Regions from separate parts of the Mus musculus genome. Here region 2 is linked to region 1. Evidence: chromatin loops called from intact Hi-C (ENCODE). Cell type or tissue: heart. All regions are shown on one strand. Links, peaks and the distances in the headings refer to the core of each region. The heading gives the core; the rest is flanking DNA. Region 1 holds the start of Txlng (taxilin gamma). Region 2 holds the start of Rbbp7 (retinoblastoma binding protein 7, chromatin remodeling factor).

The links. A loop is a pair of places that touch in the nucleus more often than their neighbours do. Peaks named below come from ENCODE experiments on the same cell type or tissue, not always from the same donor. Only the 100,000 strongest peaks of a DNase experiment are listed, where the experiment ranks them.
Region 2: a loop joins it to region 1, with 2.6 times the contacts of the local background. A loop is called at or near these places in 2 of 42 quality-filtered maps.

The regions. Positions count from the first base shown.
Region 1 is chrX:162,825,425-162,835,177 of GRCm38, reverse strand. Txlng (taxilin gamma) reads left to right here and starts at 5,724. Exons shown (of 10, transcript NM_178935.5): 1 at 5,724-5,939. The coding sequence starts at 5,838. In heart, for the core only: no CTCF peak of the experiment used is centred there; a DNase peak (open chromatin) is centred at 5,667; H3K4me3 peaks cover 1,829 bases; H3K27ac peaks cover 1,443 bases.
Region 2 is chrX:162,755,114-162,764,866 of GRCm38, reverse strand. Rbbp7 (retinoblastoma binding protein 7, chromatin remodeling factor) reads right to left here and starts at 4,495. Exons shown (of 12, transcript NM_009031.3): 1 at 4,160-4,495; 2 at 3,148-3,292. The coding sequence starts at 4,175. In heart, for the core only: no CTCF peak of the experiment used is centred there; DNase peaks (open chromatin) are centred at 4,586 and 5,296; H3K4me3 peaks cover 3,392 bases; H3K27ac peaks cover 3,717 bases.

The DNA of each region.
Region 1 (9,753 bases), core at 1,071-9,070:
TTTATTCTACAGAAGGCCATGGTCAGTGCTCACTCAGTGGGAGAGGTGCTCAGCCAGTGTTCAATTGATGAATGTGTAAATACAATGCTGCTACCAACTTCATCCTAGGGAGAGCTTTGAACTCCAGGCTGCCTGGGCTCCTCCCAGTGATAGAGAGGAACATCATTGCCCAAAACAATCCAAGAAGTCCAAAGAAAGGGACTTGAGGAACCCTTTCTGGCCCTCATCTGAACGATTTAGAGAATATATTACCATTGAATTTTACTGATTTAGGGGATCTCTCCTTCCCATATGTGTGAGGGGTGTGTACATGTGTGTATGTGTTTGTAGACCAGAGGACAGCTTTGGAATGCCATTCCTCTTCAGGCATCTTCATCTTGTTGTTTGAGTTAGGATCTCTCACTAGAACCTGGAAGTCATTGATAAGGCTAGGCTGGGCTGCTTAGCCAGCAAGCTCCAGGATTCACCAATCTCTTCCTCTATCCCTCATTTACTGGCATGTGCTGTAAAGCCTGGCTTGCTTTATTTACATTTAGATTATATATACAGGAGTGTTTTGCCTGTGTGTATGTATACCACATGAGTGGCTGGTGCCACTCAGGAGAGAGCATCAGGTCCCCTGGAACTGGAGTTATGGATGATTGTGAGCTGGAAGCCCAACACAATTCCTCTACAACAATAGCAAATGGTTTTAGTGGGTAAGTCATCTCTCCAGCCCAAGCCTAGTTCTTCATATGGGTGCTGGGGATGAAACTTGGGTCTTTGTGTTTGTGTGTTTGCCTACCAAGCACTTTTTTTTTTCCGAGACAGGGTTTCGCTGTATAGCCCTGGCTGTCCTGGAACTCACTTTGTAGATCAGGCTGGCCTGGAACTCAGAAATCCGCCTGCCTCTGCCTCCCAAGATTAAAGGCCTGTGCCACTATGCCTGGCGCCTAGCAAGCACTTTATCAACCGAGCCATCTCCTCAGTTCCTCCTCCTTCTCCTCCTCTTCTTTGAGACAGAGTCTTACTTTGAAGACCAGACTGTCCTCAAATTTTGGGCAATGCTCTTGCTTCTGCCTCCAGAGTACCAGTATTAAAGTCATGAATCACCATGCCTGAGTACAAGGGATCTTATCCTCCCCCTTTTTTCTCAGCAAGTACGTGTTGAGAGCTTTCTCTATGCCTGGCATTTTGTAGGTATCGAGGATACATATATCCCATGCCCCATCCTTGCCCTCACTATCACAGAAGTCCAAAATTTGTAACATGAGCACCTAGGACACTGCCTGGGATTTGGGCTTCCTGGAGGGGAAATCCAAGTTACCCTTTTTCTCTGGGCAGATATCAATTACCCAAGCTCTCAGATCTGACATATAAAGTAAACAAAACCAAAATGAACAAAAATGGTTCCTTATTATCAATGTGTATCACAGAATACAAATATCTCTCTCTCTCTCTCTCTCTCTCTCTCATCAAACCCACACAGCCTGATGCAATTTGATGAGAAGTTTAAAACTAGCTGAATATGGAAGTGCATGCCTTTAAAAACAGTGTTTGGGAGGCAGAAGCAAGTTGGTCTCTATGAGTTTGAAGCCAGCCTGGTTTACATGGACAGGCTAGCCAGCTAGGACTACAAAGGAAGATCCATCTTAAGAAAGAAAGAAAGAAAGAAAGAAAGAAAGAAAGAAAGAAAGAAAGAAAGAAAGAAAGGAAGGAAGGAAGGAAGGAAGGAAGGAAGGAAGAAAGAAAGAAAGAAAGAAAGAAAGAAAGAAAGAAAAGAAAAGAAGAATGAAAGACAAAATAAATGGTAGGAATGGAGGTGTGGTGTGGCTCATAGCTATACTCATAGCACTTGGGAGGGGGAGGTAGAAGTATTGTTGCCAGTTCAAGCTAGCCTGGACTCTAGAGTGAGATGCTATGTATTCAAAAATAGCCTCAAAAGTTAAAATTTTAAACAAAACCAAGGGAAGAAGAATATCACAGTTTAAATATCTTAATAGTCTTGCCTCCAGCTATGAGTTCTGAGGGTGTCCACGTCCTAGATACCTAATGCAGCAGCAGCAGAATTCTCCCTCTGCAGTAGTGATGAGTCTGTCTAGAACGCTTCCTGATTCGCAAAAATGATGGCTAGAACATATGAAAGCTCAGAACTGGGCTTCATAGGCACAGGAGCAGTTTTGTGCCACATGTCCAAGACTAATAAGGTTCTGAATGGGCCTGGAACGTGGCTCAGTCGTTGAGCCCTTGATGGCATGCAGAAGTCCCTCTGGGTTCTGTCCTCATCACTGGAGAAAAAAAGAAAAGAAAAATTCAAGATTTATTTTTATCACGATTAAAACTTTCTTATATGTACTTGTGTGTGTATGTGCCTGTAGTTAGCATGTGCACATGCATGCAGATGCCCTAGGAGGCGATAAGAAGGTGGGTGATGAGCCCGGCATGCTGGCGCACGCCTTTAATCTCAGCACTTGGGAGGCAGAGGCAGGCGGATTTCTGAGTTCAAGGCCAGCCTGGTCTACAAAGTGAGTTCCAGGACAGCCAGGGCTATACAGAGAAACCCTGTCTAGAAAAACCAAAAAAAAAAAAAAAAAAAAAAAAGAAGGTGTGAGATGCCCTGAAATTTTAGTTACAGGTAATTGTGAGCTGCATGGCGCAGGTGCTAGGAACCTAACTGCAGTCCTCTGCAAGAGCCCCAAGCACTCTTAACTGGGAAGCCACCTCTTCAGCTCCTTCCCCCAATGAAAAACAATGCAAATAATAAATAAGGTCCTTTGAATAAACAGACCACTTACCAAGGTCAGAGCTCCAGCCCTCTGTGAGCCCTAGAGAATTCCGGCTTGCTGGGAGCTGTGGTTTGCACGGCCTTTACTCTATTGTCAAGCAAATTTACAAGCACTGTGCTTTAAACAGATACTTCCTGGAACAAAGGTGAAAACAATCACCGAAGACTGTATGGAGTGCCCCTTTAAGACTCAGAAACAAAGACTTGAATCTGTTAGGCCTGGAATCTGAGCTCTCAATAGAATACATTAGCTAGCAGTGGCTGGAGGGCAATGTGGGGTGGTTGGGAAGGTTTGAAGGAAGGGAAGGGAAGGGAAGGGAAGCATTTTGTAATCAAATTATACTTTCAGAAATAGAAAAGGAGCCAAGTGGCAAATGCCTTCAATCTCAGCACTTAGGTTGCAGAGAAAGGCAGATCTTTGTGAGGTCTAGGTTAGCCTGGTCTAGGGAGTTCCGAGACAGTCAGAGCTATGTAAAGAAACCCCTGTCTCAAACAAACAAACAAAAAATCAAAACAAATTGGTTTGATTCATGAAGGGTGTGTGTGTGTGTGTGTGACCTGGCAAAAGCTATCTTTTGTATAGTTTTATAAGTTACATTATCATTGTTGCTACAGTTTATTCTTTGTTTGAGCCCAGGTTTCAAGTACTTTTATCATTTGTGCTACAGTGTATCCCCCGCCCTACCCCCCTTCTCAAGTTACTTTATCATTTGTGCTACAGTGCATTCTTTCTTGAGGTGTGTGTGTGAGAGAGAGACAGGGTCTCACTGTGATAGCTCTGGTTGGCCTGGAACTTGGTATGTAGATATTAAGCAAGACTAGCCTTTTTTTGTTTGTTTGTTTTTCCAGACAGGGTTTCTCTGTATAGCCCTGGCTGTCCTGGAACTCACTTTGTAGACCAGGCTGGCTTGACCGCACTACTCTGCCTGGCCTTGTAACTATGTAGCCAAGATTCTCTTTTCTAGTTGTAATTTTGACTCCCCCAAAGCTGGGATTACAGGCATGCCTAGTTGGCATACTAAACAATCAGAAGTAACTATACTCTCAAATCTCCTGAAAAAATTAACATATTGAGGAGCAATTTTCTTTTCTTTCTCCCTTTTTTTCCCTTTTGTTTTTTTGAAATAGGGTTTTTCTATGTAGTCCAGCTGTCCTGTTATACACCAGTGCCAGGCTTCTTTTCTTTTCTTTCTTTCCTTTTTTTTTTTTTTTTTTTTTTTGAGACGGGGTTATGTAATACTGGCTGGGCCTGAAACTCATTAAGTAGGCCAGACTAGCCTCAAACTCACAGAGATGCACCTGTCTCTGTCTCCTGCATGGGGGTCTCCAAAGGTTGCAACACCACAGCAGGTTAAGGAGTAATTTTCTGACATCTGTTATAAACGTATGAACTGTAAATGAGATTTTCTTTCTAAGTCCAAAAAAACCCCCAAAACTTTGGGCTGGAGAGCACTGACTGCTCTTCCAGATATCCAGATTTCAATTCCTAGCAACTACATGGTAGCTCACAACCATCTGTAATAAGATCTGATGTCCTTCTGGTGTGTCTGAAGACAGCTACAGTGTACATATTTGTTATTATAAATAAATTTTAAAAAGAAGACAGCTACAGGGTACTCATCATATATAATAAGTAAATAAATAAATAAATAAATAAAATCTTAAAAATTTTTTTTCAGCATGGCTGGGTGTGGTTGCACACGCCTTTAATCCCAGCATTTGGGAGGTAGAGGCAGGTGGATTTCTGAGTTCAAGGCCAGCCTGGTCTACAGAGTGACTTCCAGGACAGTCAGAGCTACACAGAGAAACCCTGTCTCAAAAAAACCAAAAAAAAAAAAAAAAAAAAAAAAAAAAAAGAATTTCTTCAACTGAACTGAGCTGGAGTGTAGTTCAGTGGTTGAGTGCAGGTGTTGTATGTATGAGATCCGTGGTTTGATAATGAGCACCACAAAAAAAAAAAATAACAATAAAACCCCCAAACAACATTAATAACAAAACCAACCCTATTTTCTCCTAAGAATTTGCTCATTTGAAATTTTCAGTCCCTCAAGTTATTTAAGTTTTGGCTCCTGGTATCACTGTTTTGTGTTCAACTGTAGGAAAGTATATTTGTACAGATTTTCATAGTGAATTATTTCAATTCCGGATTTTGTGATGGTCAGTGACTTCTAGACACTAGGCCACTAAGGATCTGGTTCCATTAAATAGAAAACAGGGGATATTTCTGAGTGACCTTCTCTAACATATCAAGAAAAAAATAACTGTTTTAGTAAACAGAGTTCGTGATATTTTTAATTAGCAAAACATATGGTGCAAAAAGCAAGACATTTTAAATACGAATTAATCTTGAACTAACATGGAGAACTGTACTTGAAGCCAGATCAGTTGGGCAAAGGTGAATAGGCTTCCAGCCCAAAGGAACTCTGGACAGTTAAACCTTGGGGAGAACTCTGGTAGAGAGGCTGTACTCTGGGCAAGTGTCCAATGTTCCAAATTCTGAGACTGCATCTCCCACCTCGAAAATAGCGAAGTTAAAAGAGTCTCTTATTCTCAAATTATACTTGCACAATTATGAAGAAGAGCAAAAAAAGCAAAACCACAAAGAAGTGTCTCTGATTCTATTCCTTCTCAAACTCTGGAAGATTTTAAAACTTTTCTTGTAGGTTAATAACGACTACTTTCCGGTACCGCGACATTGCCGCTCAGAGACTACAAGCCCCAGAAGGCTGCACACTCAGCACAGCGGGTACTCTTCCCCCAGGACGCTCCTATCCGGATTCATGGCTGGACGCCGGGGCCGCACATTCTTCTGGGACTCGTAGTCTACTCCCTTTCCCGGTCCGCGCAGACTCCAGCGGCCTCTGTCTGCCCTTCGGCCCTAACAGAAGCCCAGCCCAAAATTTTACGCTCCCCACCCCCAACAAACTGCCTTTCCTCAGGAGCCAACCTCCTCCGGTCACGTGAGAAGACTCTCACGCTACGATTGGTTGGGGTGTAAAGGGGGCGGGGCTGAAGCCCCTGAGAGGTTCCGTGCCCCTGGTCCAGCCGCTTGTTTGGCTGCTGCCGTCACCTCATGGCGACTCGGCTTGAGGAGGTAACGCGAGGAAGAGGCGGCGGTACTGAGGAGGCTAGTGAGGGCGGACGGGGCGGACGGCGACGTAGCCCCCCGCAGAAGGTCAGTGGAGGGGACGCCTTCGTTGTGGTTGGGTCGCGGGGATGATTGGGTTACCCTTTTTGGGGTTCACCTCTTCACTTACCCCTTTACCTTTAGCTACGGGACGAACATCCGGCCCGTTCCCCCTTTTCCTTCAGAAGAGTGACGATAGTTGGGGAGCAGGTGCGGGGTGGTTGTGACTGAAATGGATCTGGTGAGAAGGGACGGTGGTTGGGACTTGGGGACACTACGCCTAGTAGGGGGCTGAGGGAGGACATGGTGGACCCCGGTCTGAGAGGGTGAAGGGGTGCTAGGCAGGGGCGCTCCAGGTGTGACAGCCACGTGCGGCGGGTGCTGCCCCGGGTGTTGAGTCTTCAGCCTGTGTGGTCACCGGGCACTGGGACTCCGCTGCCCAAGGAGGTGACGGGGTGGGGGTGGGGGCTTATCGGGGTACGGGGTAGCCCTCTCCGTGTTGGGCAGGTGCGTAGGGCGCGCGCTGCGGGGTGCTCCCCGGCCTCAGAGCTGAGGCTGTTGCGCAGTAAGATAACAGCGCAGAAGCCGGGGCTGCCTTTCGCCCCTTCCCCCCTTCCCCTTGCCCCCCCGCGGTCCCCCGCGACACTGCGCGGGTGGCTACGCGGGGGACGCCGCGGGGCTCCCGGGATCCACAACGGGGCTTGGTCTCTGGGCATCATGGACCTGCCTTGAGTGTGAGGCTGGGGATGAGGTGGTGATGCTGGGGAACCAGCATCATCTTCTGATAGCTGTCTCCGGCTTCCTGCCACTACCCTCTGTTTCTTTTCTTTCTTTTTAATTTGATAAGTGGAAACTTGAGTTTCCTCCTGGGCTTCGGTTTTGGTCTTTCTTAATCTAGGAGAAGAGCTGGACTGTTTGTTTCCCCTTGCCTTACTTGACTCACGTCAAGGAGTTTTCAGTGTCTCCCTGGATACAAGAAAATCGAGATCTCTTTCAGAATGGGAGAAATCCACTTGTTCTGGAGCTCAGTGGGTGGAGTTTTGACAATGATTGCACAACGAGTAGGGTACAGGGCTTTCAGGCCCAGGAACCAAGAACTGGGGTGTATGGTATTGAAAAAGTGTAAATTCCATCCCTTTGCCTTGCAGGAGAACATACTGAAACCGCTTGACTTGTTGGACACCCTGCTTGACCACTGAGAGCTATTTAATATTACTTAATTATGTATTTGACTAATCTTAAAAGCCACTCCTGTATGAAGTTACGAAATAATATTTTTCTAATGCGATTCATGAACTTCAAAAGGGAGAACAAAGGTCTGGTTTACATTTGAGCAGTGTCAAGAATTGGCTTTTTGGGGCCTGTTCCTTTTTTCCCTCACTTTTTTTTTTTTTTTTTTGTGAAATCGGTTACCCTGTAGCAGGCTGGCCTCATTTGACTATGTAGCCCAGGCTTGTCTTGAAAGTACCATTTTCCTCTTGCCTTTGTTTCCTGAGTGCTGAGATTACAGCAGTGAGCCACCACTCTGGCCTGGGGTGCTTTATTTCTAAGGTCCGGTATTTTCATGTTCTATTCTGTCTCATAAAAGAGGGACCTACTGCTTGGGACACTGGAAAAGTTGTGGCCCAACAGTTCTTTAGGGATTCAGCACTGTCACTTTGGACATTTATTCCCTGAGGGTGGGGAGCCAAACTCAGTGTTTGATTTCATAGGTTCCCCAGGGGAAACCTCTGATGATAAAAAGCCACTGCAATTGAGGACATAAGTTCCCTTTTATGCCACTGGAATAAGGACAGAAAGTCACTGAATTAGGAAGTAAGGTTTAATTAACTAGTATTTTAACCTATGAGGCTAAGACTCTCAGAGTTCAGAGCTTTGGTTAATGGCTGTATATGAATAGTCTTGTATGTCTTTTATTTTTACTACCTTTGTATTTCTTTGCTCATGCTCTTTTGGGACTCTTGGTTTCTATCTTACTATAAAATGGAATAGAAGCTAACATTACATTTTGAATCATCAGTTCAAAATTGGGTGAACATCTTGTGTCAGTAAACATTAATTTTTAGTTGCTCATTCATGATCTTCAGTTTATTGATTCTAGGTGAGGAACCTAAGAAAATGCTCCTTTTTCTAACTTAACCTCTATATTTTTGTTTTTCAGGAAGCAGAAATGATGTTAAACAATTTCAGTTGTTTTTAGAGTATTGGAGGAATTGAGAAACGTGATTTCTTGTTATTATTTATATCATAGGACTTGAAGTGAAGAAATGTGGAGATGGGCTCTCTTGGTCCCTGGTTCAAATCATCTGCCTGGTCATTTTTATTTTTCTGAGGCAGAGTTTGGTCTGGCCTCCCAAGTGCTATGCAAGTAAAAATACTACACCCACTTTTTTAAAAAGAGAAAGAATCTTGCTTTGTTCATCTGGCTGGCCTTGAACTCCTGGGCTTAAGTGCCTAGTCACTCTTGACCTCCTCAGTTAATTATAGCATGGTTTCATAACTATATTCACTTGAACAGGCTCTTGAGGTGACTTTTCTCTTCTAAAGGTAATATTGCAGTATATTTTTAGGTGTCATTTGAGAAATTGCCTTAAAACTGCTGGTATTATAGGCACTAACCACATGTAGCGATCTAATTTGCCTATTTTTTAATACTAGGGATTGGGTGGTGGGGATTACAGGTTTGTACCATTAGGCCCAGCTTCAATTTGTTAAAGTTAAGTAAAGTTTTAAACTTTCTTTTTCAATTATACTAGCCTAACTTCAAGAAGGCAGGCAGATCTCTGAGTTCAAGGCCTGCCTAGTCTACAAAGTGAGTTCTAGGATAGCCAGGGCTGCTACACAAGAAAAACTCTGTCTTGAAAAACTAAACCAACCAACCAACCAAACTAGTTATAAGCATAAAGTACAGAGTTCTCCTCTTCCTGTTTACAAATACCCCTTCCCCTTATTTACATGTTGCAGTAATGTGTTACAATTTGTTATAGTTGTTTAGACAGGACAGATACATTATTACTGACTAAACCCATGGCTTACAGGGTTTGTTATATAATGTATGAATTTTGGCAAGTATATAACATGTGTCTAGGGTAGCCTATGCTCCAACTAGTCATCCTTCCCATTGCTGGCACCAACTGATTTTTTTTTCTTACTTCGCTGATATTTGTGTGTGTGTGTGTGTGTGTGTATCTGTATCTGTCTGTCTGTGTCTGTGCCAGTCATGACATGTGTATGGTGGTCAGAAAACAACATTTACCATATGTGTCCCTATAGATCAAACTCAGGTTGGCAGCGAGTGCCTTTACCCTCTGAGCTATTTTTGCCAGCCTGTGGTATGTTGTTTTTTGAGATCGTATTTCACCATGTAGTCCAGGCTGGGCTCAAAATTCTCATTCTTCCACCTTAGCCTTCTGAATGCAGGGATTACAGGCATGTGCCATCATATCATGTCAAGTTGCCACTGTATGTATGTGTTTATTAGCAGACAGTTTCACTATGTAGTCCAGAGTGTCTGCCAAATTGGTCATTTAACTGTCTCCCTAGTTTAGTCTTAAATGTCTCTGTTTTTGTTTTTAACTAAAGTTCTGCTTGGGAGTGTTTTGGTTTTTCCAGACAGGGTTTCTCTGTGTAGCTCTGGCTGTCCTGGAACTCATTCTGGAGACCAGGCTGGCCTTGAACTTAGAGGCCTGCCTCTTGCCTCCCAAGTGCTGGGATTAAAGGCCTGGGCCACCACTACCCAGTGGGAATGTTAAAAGATGATTTATCATCATTGAATAAAACTATTTGGACAGACCTTGGAAAGATGTCTCAGCCATTAAGCTCTTTTAGAGGACCAGAGTTCAATTCCTAGCACCCATATCAC
Region 2 (9,753 bases), core at 1,263-9,262, 71 kb after region 1:
TAGGCTAGCCTTAGGTACAGGGTGAGCTCCAGTCCAGCCAGGGCTATATAGTAAGACCCTTTCTTTAAAATAAAAAAGGGCTAGAGATGGCTTAATGGTTAAGAGCACTGGCTGGTCTTCCAGAGGTCCTGAGTTGTATGTAGTCCCAGCAACCACATTGGTGGCTCACAACCATCTGTAATGTGATCTGATGCCCTCTTCTGGCCTAAAGGCATATATCCAAACAACACTGTATACATAATAAAGCCTTGTTTTAGGTAGATAGGTAGAGATTGAAATCAGGGTCAAGTAGGAATCAGTAAGTCATCACTTAACTGTGTTTTTACTCCACACAAGACACTTACCACGCAGGAGATAATTTAGTAATTTCCCCACATGTAAGACAGTACTACTAACATCTTCAGGTATCTGTAAATGAAATAACTAAAAAAGACAAGAGTGTACAACCTGCACACAAAGCTAATAAGCAAAGGCAATACTGGCAAAACCTAAGTCTCTGACATCCAAGTTCCCACTCTTGGGCTGGTGATATGGCTCAGTGGTTAAGATCACTGACTGCTGTGTTCAATTCCCAGCAACCACATGGTGGCTCACAGCCATCTGTATTGGGATCAGATGCCCTCTTCTGGTGTGTCTGAAGACAGCAACAGTGTACTCATATGCATAAAGTAAATAAAGCTAGGCAGTGGTGACACACGCCTTTAATCCCAGCAGAGACAGAGACAGGTGGATCTCTTGAGTTCTAGGCCAGCCTGGTCTACATAGTGAGTTCCAGGACAGCCAGGGCTATACAGAGAAACCCTGTCTCGGAAAAACCAAAAAAAAATTTTTAAATGTAAATAAAAATAAGTCTTTTAAAAAATTCAAAAAAGCCTCTATCATGCTTCAGTTAAGTAAAAAGGTTAAAAAAAAAAAAACCAAACTGTTCATAATTGTTAATTAACAGAAAAACAAAAAGACAAATGCAGCAAAATTCCAAAGAACCTGAATACCCTTGTTAATAGATAGGTTGATGTTTTTGTTGTTATTCTTTAATTTTTTTCAAGATTTGAAGTATAGCAGTGTTTTCTCTGCCTCAGGCCTGTGTAAGTGAGAGAAGAGCATCATCTCTTAGGACCTGGATTACAGAAGGCTGACATACCAGCTGGGCGCTGGGAATCAGAAACCCAAGTACTTTGTAAGAGCAGCTAGTGCTCTTAACCACTTAACTTATTCCTTTGCCCTTTGGATTTTTTTGTCTTCCTGAGAAACACAGTCTTGCTAGGTGGTGGTAGGGTACATCTTTAATACTAGCACTTGGGAGGCAGGTGGATCTTTGTGAGCTAGTGGACAACCTGGTGTCTGTGTGTGTGTATGTGTATTTGTTTATTTCCAGGGCAGCCAAGGCTACAGAAAAAACAATGTCTCAAAAAAGAGGGGGGGGGAATATGGTCTTGGGGCTGGAGATGGCTCAGTGGTTAAGAGCACTGGCTGCTCTTTCAAAGGTCCTGAGTTCAATCCCCCAGCAACCACATGGTGGCTCACACCATCTGTAATGGGATCTAATGCCGCCTTCTGGTGTGTGTCTAAAGACAGCTACAGTGTACTCATATAAATAAATCTTAAAAAAACAAAAACAAAAATCCATGGTCTTATGAGTATACCTCAGGCAGGCCTATAACTTAGAATTATACCCATGTGCCATCACACCCAGCTCATTCTATTTTTATTCTATTTACTTATTTATTTATTGTGTGTGGATATGCATGTCTACAACAGTGTACATGTGTAGATCAAAAGACAACTTGCAGGAGTCAATGCTTTCTAGTTCTGGAGACTGAATTCATGTTCTTAGGCTTGGAAGCAAGTGCCTTACCATGCGAAGCCACCTTGCCAACCCTCAGTCTATTTTAGAATCTGTTCAAAACACCTTAGCCACAGAGCACATGCCTACTATGCTGAGGCCCTGGGTTTGAACCACCTCCAGTGCTGAAAAAATTAAAATCAATGCCTATAAGCCCCCATTATGTAGCAATTCAAGACTCTTCTCACTGGACATTTAGATTTTTAAAATGGAATTTTAACATAAAAAAACCTGCAAATAAAAAACATGAGATTTTGAGACAGCAAGCCCACATCTGGAAGGTCAATATTCATATATGGAACCTAGCCCTTTCAAGTGATTTTAAAACTAGCTTCTTTTTACCACTGGTCACAAATTCTTCCTTGTATATTAGTTTCATTTGACCCTAATTATAGGCTCACTATACAAAAAAAAGACAAAAAAAAAAAATCAATATACTTTTAAGGTATGTGCCCATATTCCTATAGAAAAAGTACATGCCAGGCTGGTGAGATGGCTCACTTGGTAAGAGCACCCGACTGCTCTTCCAAAGGTCTGAAGTTCAAATCCCAGCAACCACATGGTGGCTCACAACCGTCCGTAATGAGATCTGATTCCCTCTTCTGGAGTGTTTGAAGACAGCTACAGTGTACTTACATATAATAAAAATAAATAAATCTTTTAAAAAAATTACAAAAAAAAGGTACATGCCTACCTAAAGGTAGTCTAGTGAAGGAAGTGCCTTGATTCTGGAGCCAACCGGTTTTGGTTGGTTGAGCCCTAGTTTGTAAGCTATGAGATCGCCAGTAGTGAGCGCTTGAGCACCGTGCTTAAAATTCTCATCCCCTTTCCTCACTGGTAAATCTCTGAATCGCAACAGTAGTTCTGTTATGAGGCTTAAACTCTTCAGATGTGTCAGGTTCTATTATTCTAAGTGCTCCATAAATATCAGTAATTATGCCAAATCTTACAAATATTCAAGAAAATCACTTAATGCATCAAGCCATAATAGCTTTTAATTTGTTATGTATGTAATCTTTCCTATTAAGTTTGAAAATAATGTATTGATCTAGAGTCCAGAGATGTTGGTCATGGAATGGCAAAATAGTCATCGTTTCCTATACACAGTATTACACAATATTCTCTCCTCTCAACACACCTCTACGATAGAAACCATCTTAAGTTTTGAACAACCACTTGCCGCCTCACCCTCGGCCTAACCAATTAGGTATTTATGTTCTGTGTGTAAAATAACATTAACAATACCTAGAAATTTAACATGGTACTTAAATCTACACAAAATAGAAGTTGGCAGAAACCCTTACTTAGTCACTTCAGGAAGCCACTGAACGGTAAGACTGGGCCACTGAAGAGCATGGGTCATAACCAGGTCATACAGAAACGGTGTATTCTTCTTCCAGATTTTATACTCTTCGTTGATGACACGCTCCTCCACAGTATCTTCAAACACTGAAATTTGGAGAAAGCCCACAATTAAGTGGCTGAGAAGGCTCGGAGTCAAAGGCATGGCTACGGATCCTGGAGGTCACCTCGAGACGGCCACACCTTATCTATTCTTTCCTTTTACCTATCCTGCTCACACGAACTGCTCTCCCACAAAGTGAGAAGATCAACATCAGGAAGCGTTTTCGCCTCCACTTCCAAGATCGGGATTCCGGCGCTTACCCGAATTGGGTCATTAATTGCCCTACCACCGAGCTCGTCAGCCTTTTTATAGCCGCTCGCACCTGTTCTACGATGATCCGCATTGTAAACCGGTGCCCCGACCCACTCGAATAGATCCAATCCACGTGGAACAGCAGCAGCCCACAGGCCTGCTCCCTCCACCCCCCACCCTCGCAGGAGGCCCCAGCTCCCCACCAAGCCACGATCGGCAGCCATAGTCCGGCGGGATCCAGCTCCTCCCCCCCCTCCCGACACGGACACGGGCCGCGACCCCAGACGGACGACGACCACGCGCACGGAAGAATCCGCGCCCGCCGCTGACTTCTCGGGCCGCGAGCGCCTGCGCCCCCGAGCCAAGGGCGTCGGAGGGAGCTAGGCCGCGGGGTGGGGGTGGGGGTGGGGGAAGGGGGGCCTCTCTCTCGGCCCCCGCGCCCGGCTCCGGAAATGCTCCCGGCCCTCGGCGGCGACCAGGCCCCGTGTCGCGCAGGCCCCCTTGCAGGCGCGCGGCGAGTCTCGCGCCCAGCCCCGCCCCCTGCTCCTCACGCCAATTCGCGCCTTTCGTCAGCGCGTGCCGAGGCCTCGGGAGCCCGCCAGCCCCCCGGAGTCCCGGCGCCCGCACGCCCGCCCGCCCCACAGGGCAGGCATCCTTACTCTCTTTACTCGCCATCTTGCGTCGGGTCGTTTCGCCCCCCTTGGCCGCCTCGGACTTCTCTCTCGCTAGTCAAGAGCAGCCCGGCAGGCGCTCCTTGCCTCTCCCAGGCACGTCACGCAGTCCTCGCTCGGAAAAGCCTGAGTTCGGTCTGGCCGTCTGGGTTCTCCCCCCAGACGCCGCGATCTCCTCTTCTGCCTCCTCCCCGCTGGCGGGTAGCGAGGTCTGAGCCGCTCTCCTCTCTCTCCCTCTCGCCAAACTTGGAACGAGACTTTTCAACCCGCGCCTCTCAGCCCGCCCAGGCAGCTGAGCGCAGGCGCAGCCGCCCTGGGAAATTGGAGAGGCGGAGAAGAGGCGGGCCTGGGAGCCAACGGCTCGGCGGCTTGGACCAATAGCGTGCGACGGGAGGGTCTGACGCGCTCTCCGGGGGTGGGCTTCTCGAGAGTGGGTGGGGCGTTCCGCGGCAGGAAGTCGGCGAGGCGCAGGCGCGAGGCGTCACTCCCCAGGCTGGCCGCGGGGGCGGCTGGGCCCGCGCGGGGGTGGGGCGGATGCGAGCGCGGTGTGCAGGCTGCGCGGGGGCTGCGAGCCCCAGGGCCAAGAAGCCTGGGGCCCGCGGGGCGTGGTTGCTTAAAGCAGCAGCCGCGGCGGCGGCGGCGGCGGCGGGGGTGTGCGAGGGGGGCAGGGAAGCTGCAGCCGCCTTAGCAAAGCAAAATCTCAGAGCCAGTGAGGAAAATGGTTTCCTGGTCTCGAGAGATTACACTGCCCGCAAAGTCTCCCAGATAATCACGGCCACGCAGTTTTCTGCACCCCTCAAAGGCTCCCCCATTCAACTGTATCGAGGGCCCAGTCGAGCTCTGGTGACATTTGTCATAAGCGAAAGGGACCTTTAGGAGAGACCTTGGGCGGGTTTTTCTTTTTTCTCCCAGAAGCTGGGCAGACCTTTATTTAAGGCCTGCGATGGCGCAGGCCTTCAATCCGCCCCTCGTCGAAAGTTGACTTAAATGACTTTTTGTATGTTCACCTTTGTGCGTCCTTAACCTACTGGTTCTTTAGCTTCCTGCTGCTGCAGGGGATTTTGTGCCTGCCACTGCTTCCCTATCTCAGTTCCTGCCTAGGCCCCTGCTGAGTCATTCTTGTCACCTGAAGGGGTCCCATTTTGACCCTGCAGCTGGCTGCTGAACTGGAGAGAGCTGGGCTGGGCTAATCTAGGCCTGCATACCTGAGCTCTGCATTTCTCTGAAGCTTTTTAGCCTTGGGGGGGGGGGTGAAGAGAAAGCCACATGATCCCAGGGAGAAAAAGAGGGCCAGAGCAGAGGGGCCCAGGCGCCTACGCTTAAAGGGAACCACAGTCTACATCTAAACTCAGAGGCTCTCCTTGCAGAAACACCCCCGGAACATTTGTTCCCTTGATAGCTTTCCAAGTGCCTTCATGCTTAAACGCAACCATGCAGAGGCCTCGAGGATGCTCTCTTTTCTGATCGAGAAACCAACTCAGACGTTACTCTAGTATGTGACAGAAACAGTCACGTTCCCTTATATAGAAATTTACTGTCTTGGGTCTCTTGTTTTCCCATGTGGTACAATTCATTATTATAACGCCCTCCCTCCATGTCAGCTCCAAGAATCTTGCTGGTGACTAACGCTGAAGAGGTGGCTGGAGGCGGGAGGGGGGCGGTTAGAAGAGTGGAGTAGCATGGGTCCTCCGAGTTCTAGAACACTGGTGGTCAAACTTTTTTTTTTTGACAGGGGTCAGGCAGCCTTCGGTGTTGTAACACAACAGCCATAGAAAATATGGATAAGCCTGGCCATCTTCCAGCAAAACTATAGACACTGAAATCTGAACTCTGTGTACTTTTCACAGGTCACAAAATATTCTCTCTCTGTGTTTTTTTTTTCAATCACTTGGAAATGAAAAAAATCATGCTTTGCTTCAGGGCCATGCAAAAGCCCCTTGGTGGGCGAGATTTAAAGGACTGGAGCTTGTCCACCTTGTTCTAGAATAATTGTGTCCTACAGCTCTGCTTCAGCAGGAACTATGTGTACTCAGAGAAGACTTGAGAGGTGATTTCCTGTCAGTAATATAATTTGCTCATTTTGATGAGTAGTTATGATTTCTAAAATAAACGTTTAAAGGACTGAGCGAACCTGGTGTGTAATCCCAGTCCGTGGAAACTGGAGGTAGGTAGGTAGGAGGATCTTTGTTCAAAAGCCAGCCTGGAATGCCTAGGAACCTTGTCACAAAAAACAAGTAACTCTTCCCAGACAATATGAATTTAGTTTAAACTGTGTACACACAGAGGTGGGGGGGGGGTCGAGTAGAGGACGAGTGTGTGTGTGTGTGTGTGTGTGTGTGTGTGTGTGTGTGTGTTAGTCAGTCCTGGATATCTAATCCAGGGCCTTGCACATGGTAGGCAAATGTGCTTCACCTGAGTTTCCCAGCTAACTAAATTCTTTTATTTGGGGGGGGGGGGGCTGTTCCAAGACAGGGCTTCTCTATGTAGCCCTGGCTGTCCTGGAACTCACTCTGTAGACCAGGCTGGCCTCGAACTCAGAAATTTGCCTGCCTCTGCCTCCCAATGTGCTGGGATTAAAGGCGTGCGCCACCACTGCCCAACTAAATTCTTTATACTCTTTAGTTTACCTTCAAGACGTTGAGAAGAAAGCTTGGAGGGACAGACATTTCAGGAATTTTGAGATTATTCACATGCTATTGTACACTTAATCTGAAAGGTTCATAGAAACCATGTTTCATTAACTTTGGAATTTGTTTTTTTTTTTTTTTTGGCCTCTTTTTTAGGATAGGTTGTCCACAAACTTACTTTGTAGCCAAGGTTAGCCTTGAATTCCTGAATTCATTGTCCCCCAGATGCTGCAATTACAAGTGTCCATCACCACTTCCTGCTGGAACTGTTTTTTTTTACTGTTTTTGTTAAATTGAATACATTGGTACTAATCTATTTTTGTGTGTTTTTTTCCCCCCATAAAAATCTAACACCAGTCTTCTGTTTTGAGTTGCTTAACTGTTCGGTTTTGTTTTGCCTGTCTCCCCAGGCTCTTAGCCGTGCTCTTGGTCTTCCTTGGCGCTTTTTCTGTGGTTATTTCCTTGTTTTTCCTCTGTAGGTTAAGTCCTAGTGGAAAGAAAGTACAACTCGTTTTAGGCGTGAGACGTGGGTTTTGTTAACTAAGACAGGTCCTGTTTACGGATCTTTGAAGATGCCTCAGTGGATAAGAGTGTTTGCTGTGCGAGAGGACTTTGAGTTTTAGTCCCCGGCACTCAGCAGGCTCAGGACGTGTCTTCACTTGCCGTGTCACAACAATGCGGGGTGGGGGACTGCAGTGACAGATAAATCCTGGGAGCTCCCTAGCCAGCAAGCCAGCCTAGCTGAAACAGCAAGCTTCAGTTTGGTGAGAGTCCCTGCCTTAAAAAAAATGTGAAGAACAATAGAGAAAGACACCAAGGCCTCTGGGTGCACGTTTGTGCACGAGTGCCTACCACAAACACTACGAGTGTTTAGGTACCAGTTCTCGGTACTCAAAGTTGCCATAGCGTTCAGTCCCATTTTCTTTAAGCTTGACTGACAGTAAATTTTGTAGACTGGTCCATGCGTATATAAACCGAAACAAATGACGGGAAACAAGTGCTGATCTTTGGTATTGTGATGCACTCTGGTATTTTATTTCATGTTTTAAAAAGGCAGCTCACCTTCTACATTGATTGTGCCACTGCGTTGAGTCATTGAGTCAGAAGTTGAAGTATGAAAGACATTCCCATAGGTTTTGAACCTTTCGCTGTCCCTGATTACCCTTTATAAAACAGCAACAAGGCCTAATGTGTCTCCACGGGGAATTGTTTTTCTCTATCCAGTTTAGCTGTTTCTTTTGTTTCTCCCCACCTGACAAATGTTGGCTCGTGCTTGTGCTCTACACAGGATCATAAATTTGAGAACTTGGTTCCGTTAGAGCCTAGCTCCCGGATGAGAGCTTACCAGATGAAGAAGGAGAAGCAGAGCGAGCAGAAGGGTTTGGGGTTTTTTTTTTGGGGGGGTGCAGGGTTGTTTGTTTGTTTTTGGTTTGCTACAGTAAACAGTAATAGCACTTGAGGATAGATACGACTTGAGATTTGAATTTAATCAATCTTCCATCAAAACAACATGTATGTTAGGATGAAGTGCTTCCTGGAAACATGAAAGAGCAACAATAGCAGAAGTGATTTTATGTTTATCAGAAACACTGTCACACTAGCTGAGGGCCTAAGTATCAGGCATGCAGAAATGACTTTGGAATCCCTACTGTGTGCCAAACTTTGCTGTAGGAATTTGAGCCAGAGAAGAAGAGGAAGTCCTGGGATCCCACTCTTTGTTCTGTTGGTAATTGCTTGTTTTTCTGGGGCTCTAAGGCTGCAGGGGAGCGATTACTTAGCATGTCAAAGGCTCCGAGTGGTAGCTCCAGCCCTGAGGAACAATACAACAAAGGAGCAAAGCTCCTTTGCCGAAAACTCTACAAATCACAAAACCAAAAGAACACCTATTTTAATTCAAGCTAAATTGTTTTCATTGGGTTCAAAGTCGGCTCAAGCGTTAAGCTGTTCTTTCCGAGGACCCAGGTTTGATTCCCAGCGCCATAAGGTGTGGCTCAAAACTGTCTGTAGCTCCAGCTCCAGGGAATCTGGCCTCCAAAAAACACCAGGCATGCTTGTGCTGCACATACAAATACATGTAGGCAAAGCACCCATGCACATTGTAGTGGCTATTCCTGGTTGTCAGCTTGACTCTATCTGAAATGAACTACAATCCAGAATTGGAGAGCTCACCTGTGATCCAGATCTTGAGGCTGGAAGACACAAGTTCCTGACCTGGTCTTCTTGGAATGGAGATCTTGAGGTATAATGGCTATGAAAAGCTTAGGTTCGGGGCTGGTGAGATGGCTCAGCAGGTAAGAGCACCCGACTGCTCTTCCGAAGGTCCAGAGTTCAAATCCCAGCAACCACATGGTGGCTCACAACCATCCGTAACAAGACCTGACTCCCTCTTCTGGTGTGTCTGAAGATAGCTACAGTGTACTTATATATAATAATAAATAAATCTTTAAAAAAAAAAAGCTTAGGTTCAGGCAAGGTAGTATATGCCTTGAATCCCAAGAGTTTGAGGCAAGGAGATCTCTGAGTTCAAGGTCAGCCTGGGATTAAAGCAAGTCCTAGGTCCAAGCATGGTGGAACACATCTTTAATCTGAGCCATACCTTCTCCTGGACATAAAGACATTGGAAGAAGGAAGATTCGATCTTCTTCACCTGCTTGCACTTACTTGCCAGCACACCTGCTGGCAACCTACTTCTACAGAAGAGCAGCTGAAACAACTAGCTTCGTGGGTCTGAGCAACTACTAGATTCTTGGACTTGCCATTCACAGCTGCCCATTGCTGGGGAGTTGTAAGTCATCATCATAGCAAATTCCCTTACTATATAAAGACTATACATAAGTTATGTAACTCTAGAGAACCCTGACTAATACATAAAAATTTTATCTTTTTTTTTTTATGGTTTTTCCAGACAGGGTTTCTCTGTGTAGCTCTGACTGTCCTGGAGCTCACTCTGTAGAC